2 separate regions of the Homo sapiens genome follow, and region 2 is linked to region 1. Evidence: read pairs that join two places in POLR2A ChIA-PET (ENCODE). Cell type or tissue: Panc1. All regions are shown on one strand. Region 1 overlaps TTC7A (tetratricopeptide repeat domain 7A). Region 2 holds the start of LOC107985882 (a long non-coding RNA gene).

Region 1 (2,500 bases):
GGCATCAGGCATAGCTGAATCCGGGGGCTCAGCTATTGAGGTCTGTTGAGGTCTTCCTCAGCAGCTCCAGGAGTACATGGTTCTTGCAGTATGGCACCCACAAACTCAGAAGGAGAGACTGCCTGGGGAAGCTTCTCATGGACCTGGCTTGGTCTCATGCCCACCCTGGAGCCAATTGTGCCCAGCACCTAGGATACTGGGCTGGTGTCAGGGGTGGGATTTCCCCCACCTGAATCTTGTGGACTGAGATGTGGGAATGGTTCCTCAAAGGAAAACCAGGGTACGGTTATGAAAGTAGGTAAAAGGCATGGAGGCAGAGCCCCAGAGCGCAGGCAGAAATGATTCACCTCAGGTTACACCAGTAGTTGCAGGGTCAGGCTGTGGACATCGCTCTCTCTGACTCCAGCATTCAGGCTTGTTCGATTGAAGCACTCTTGCAGAGGGAGGTGAGATCCAGCTAGTTGTGGGGCCTTCACAGGCGAGCTGGGTGGTGAGCCTGAACTTGAGGATGAATCACCTACAGTTGAGGGGAAGAGGTGCCTTCCAGCAAGGGAAGGCCAAAGGGAAGCCCCGGGGGAAACAAGGGGAGGTGGCTTGTTTGGAGGTGCAGTGTAATCATACTTCTTGGAGCCAAGAGGAGGTGTGTGTGGGATGGATTGGGAATGAGTGTGAGGGCCAGGTGGGCCCCATGAGAGGGCCCAGAGCGGAGAGCCCACAGTAAGGCTCAGGGTGTCTCTCTTCACTGGGGTTTCTAGATCTTTGGCTGTGGGTCACCACACCCTGAGGTGCACCACAGCCTGTTCCCCCTCAAATCAGGCTCACCTATGGTTCAGCACTCTGTCTGGGGCAATCTTCTCTAGGGTCTGGAGCTGAGGGGTCTGGGCCCTAGACTAGGATGAAGCCTTTGTGGATCCAGGGTAACAAATCACCCACTTTTTTGTTGGTCTGAGCTCTGAGGGTTATTCCCTGGCTTTGATTGGCATCCAGGATGTTTCGGGGCCTGCTCTTTGGACATCTCTAGCTTTAGCCCGTTCAGCCTCCCCAAGCTCCGGTGGGTCTCTTCCATTTCTCTAGCACTAGCTCAGTGTGCTAAGGGCATGGAGAGTGACTGCCATTTCTCCAGCCATTCATTCTACCTTGAGCCTGGCAGACCTTAGTCATTGGTGCCTAATTTAGGGTTCACTGTGGCTCCATGGATGGAGCACAGGCCCCTTGAGAATGGGTCCTGCCCCCAGCGTCAGCCTGGCCGGCTCGCGTTCTCCTTCACCTCACACCCAGCGCCAGGGAGGTCCTGATGCCCTGACCGTGGTGCACATGAACTGTGCAGTGCAGTGACATGCTAGGTTGTGAAGCTGCTGTGCAAAGTCAAAAGGTGAAATGCCCTCAGCAGCCAGAAGGATTATGATCTGCAGATTCTCCTCTCCCCGCCCGTTGAAGATGGGCTTCTTTTTTTACTGTTCTCTTTTGGTCAGTGCAACCCCAAGGTATTCTGCTGTCACCTGGAATTGTGTGGCTGATTAAAACTTTTTAAAAAGAAAGAACACTACGCTGCTTCCAGGACAGGATATGATAGCATACTTGGTTTTTGTGTTTTTAGCCCTGGTATGGCGGGAATTCACTGTTGATTTTGGCTTCCCTCTCCAAGGGGTGTGGGCTGTGTGCCTCACATGGACAGGAGCTCAGTCCCTGTGGCACTGCTGTCTTGGCCCCAGGTGAGAGGCTGGCTTCCAGATGGAGAAGGAGGAGCAGGCTGCTAGGGGATCAGGCCTCATCCAGCCAGAGACCTGGAGCTAGTCGACACTGATGCTTTTAGCTGAGGGGTCTTGGAATTAATCCGTTTTCCCTGGATTCATTTTTTTTTTTTTTTTTTGAGACAGTCTCACTCTGTTGCCCAGGCTGGAGTGCAGTGATGCGATCTCGGCTCACTGCAACCTCTGCCTCCTGGCTTCAAATGATTCTCCTGTCTCAGCCTCCAGAATAGCTGGAATTACAGGCACGTACTACCATACCCTGCTAATTTTTTGTATTTTCAGTAGAGATGGGGTTTCGCAATGTTAGCCAGGCTGTTCTTGAACTCCTGACCTCAAGTGATCCGCCTGCCTCAGCCTCCAGGAGTACTGGAGTTACAGGCGTGAGCCACCATGCCCCGCTTAGATTTTTTATTTGTAACTCTGGAGAAGGGTTAAACCCTTACCTAAGAGGTTATTGTGAGCATCACTTGAAAATATTTTCTAAGTGCATACTTTTTTTTTTCTTGAGGTGGAGTCTTGCTCTGTTGCCCAGGCTAGAGTGCAATGGCACGATCTCAGCTCACCGCAACCTCCACCTCCCGGGTTCAAGCAATTCTCCTGCCTCCGCCTCCCGAGTAGCTGGGTTTACAGGCATGCGCCACCACGCCTGGCTAATTTTGTATTTTTAGTAGAGATGGGGTTTCTCCATGTTAGTCAGGCTGGTCTTGAACTCTCGACCTCAGATGATCCTCCCGCCTCAGGCTCCCAAA
Region 2 (2,500 bases), 300 kb after region 1:
GAGCTGAAGCCGGGCCGGGTGCGGTGGCTCACACCTGCAATCCCAGCACTTTGGGAGGCTGAGGTGGGCAGATCGCTTGAGGCCAGGAGTTCAAGACCAGCCTGGCCAACGTGGCAAAAAACCTCGTCTCTACTAACAACACGAAAATTAGCCAGGCCTCGTAGTGCACACCTGTAGTATCAACTACTCAGGAGGCTGAGGCATGAGAATTGCTTGAGCCCAGGAGGTGGAGGTTGCAGTGAGCAGAGATCACGCCACTGCACTCCAGCCTGGGTGACAGAGCAAGATCCTGTCTCAAAACAAAAAACAAAGCACACACACACACACACACACACACACACACACACACACACACACACACAAAACAACCAAAAAATCAGAGCTGAAGGGAAAAGGCAACAAAGACTATGTGTGCAGTGAAAGGAACAGCACCCAGCCGATGGCCAGCAGACTGTGGGCTGAGAAATGAAGATCTCCACTGGGTAAAGTAAAGCTTTCACTCTTTGCTCCTAGGCACTTGCAGGGAAATGCTGCTGCTTTGTCTTCACTGAAAGTACGGGAAGGACTTTGAGGAAGCGTAAGTACAAAGTCTCCATGGTGCCCTTGTCATGTGCTAGAGCCTCTCATGAAAAAAGGCATCCATCCTTAAAAATCACATCAGTGCAGACACGGCACAGCGCCCCCTCGCCACTCAGCAGCTCCTTTCTGATGGGCACATGGGTGTTGGGGCCAGAGCCGGTCAGGTGCTCCCTCTTGCTCCAGAGGTCTTCCTCTGTCAAAGGGAATAGGCTGCTAGATAAAGAGGTCACTCTTCAATCAAGGGCCTGCCGATGTGTTTTTGATGAACTTATGAACAGAGCAGCTCTCACCCAAACACATTCTTTGGCTGAAAATAGGGGAGTGAACCCGGCATTAATGCTAACTCCTTGAGCCACTCTCTGCCTTTCCGGGCCTCAGGTAACTTGTCTGCAGAAAGCGGGGAGAGAATGTGGAGTAGATTACCTCTCGGCTCCTTGCATTTTCCTTGTTGATCCCAGGGGCTTCTGCCATAGCAAGGGTCTGGGCGGGGGACCCCCAGCTGGGGTGTGGAGGTAAGTCCAGTAAACAGGTAGAAGCAGCCAGGAGCAGAAAGCACCCTGACTGATGGGGCCCAGTGGGAGCGCGCAGGGCTGGCACCAGTGGCTCTGCTGTGCTCTGGACGGTTATTTCAGACACCCTGCTAACACGGAAAGCTGGGCGAGGCTGAGATGGCCTGGCACATTGAATTTACCTCTGTGAAAACTGAAAAAGGAAGATTTTTAAAAAAGATTATAAAAAAGACACTTCCTAGTAAGCCAGCCACCTCCTCTGCTTGTGAAAGGAGCCTGGCCCTGTTTTGGGGGGTGGTACTGAAAGGAGTGGGGGAGAAGTTGAGGCCCTACCTGGGCCCTGAGGCTCTGGGAACGCAGAGGCCATTTTCATCCAGCCTTCAGAAGTTTCCTTTTGTGGCATGACGGTGTTAAAAATATTCCTCCCTGAAGGTGCAACCGCGGCAGAGCAGATGTCCCTGACTGAGCACTTGGGAAGGAGCTATTAAAAGGAATGTAATTAGGTTGTCATCCTGGGGCCTCCGAGCCAGGCTTCCGAACGCCGTCTTTGTTGAAAGTTTTCCAGACGTCAAATATTTGCAGAACCAGGTTTACCAAAAAGGTTGTTAATTCCCAGTAGAAATGGGCTGTGTGCAGCAGAGGCAAAACAATGCTGCAGGTCAAGGTTGGCCTTTTCTGGGTCCTTTCCCCCATGTGGGTTCCATCCTAGCTCCCCAGTTCCCTCTCCCCTCCTCCTCCACACTGCCCCCTCCCCCTAATCACACTTTGCTCTTAGGGAAGCCTCTATGAGTCATTTACCCCTTAGCACTATGAATGTAAGCCCCTGAGCCCCTCTGGCACCCCCAGGAGTGTGGGATTCAGGCCTGAGCTCTGTACACTTTGGGGAACAAAAGGCTTCATCTCCTTTTATAAAATGGTTGTCATGCACTGGAGTGGAGGTGGAGGAGGGCCTTCCCAGTGACCCTGAAATTGCACTACAGGCAGCCACCTACTCCACTATGCAGAGATTGAGCCTGCCCTGATCCCAAGCTGTCTTCTACCTTGGAGGCATATCTGTTGTAATCCCTTCCCTCCCTTCTGCCTGTCATATCCTGCAGGCTCATCCATCCATCCATCTCATCTGTCATTCATTATTTATGCATCAACATTTATTGAGAGTCTGTGGCAAGAACGTGCTGAGTGGTAGAAAGAGAGCGGGAAGCATAAACAGACATAATCCCTGTCATGGATGGAGACAGCATAGACGCAGAAAGACATTCATCAGATAATTGCAGAAACAAATGTAAAATAATAGCCATGACAAAAGCAACAAAGGAGAAGGAAGTGGATGGTGCCTGGAGCATGCGTCAGAGAGGAGACCAGCCTGTCAGGAGAGTTAAGGAAGGCTTCCCAGGTGCAGTGGTGACTGAGCC

The links. ChIA-PET counts read pairs that join two places held together with the same protein. Peaks named below come from ENCODE experiments on the same cell type or tissue, not always from the same donor. Only the 100,000 strongest peaks of a DNase experiment are listed, where the experiment ranks them.
Region 2: POLR2A ChIA-PET joins it to region 1 with 11 read pairs; 3 of 35 experiments call an interaction of 5 or more read pairs at or near these places.

The regions. Positions count from the first base shown.
Region 1 is chr2:46,963,712-46,966,211 of GRCh38, forward strand. The region is part of intron 3 of TTC7A (tetratricopeptide repeat domain 7A); the gene reads left to right. Among named protein-coding and RNA genes, the nearest start is that of TTC7A, 24 kb to the left of the region's middle. In Panc1, no CTCF peak of the experiment used is centred here; no DNase peak of the experiment used is centred here.
Region 2 is chr2:47,263,712-47,266,211 of GRCh38, forward strand. The region is part of intron 3 of EPCAM-DT (EPCAM divergent transcript); the gene reads right to left. It overlaps LOC107985882 (a long non-coding RNA gene), which reads right to left and starts at 1,747. Exons shown (of 3, transcript XR_001739451.1): 1 at 1,422-1,747; 2 at 1,003-1,281. In Panc1, no CTCF peak of the experiment used is centred here; no DNase peak of the experiment used is centred here.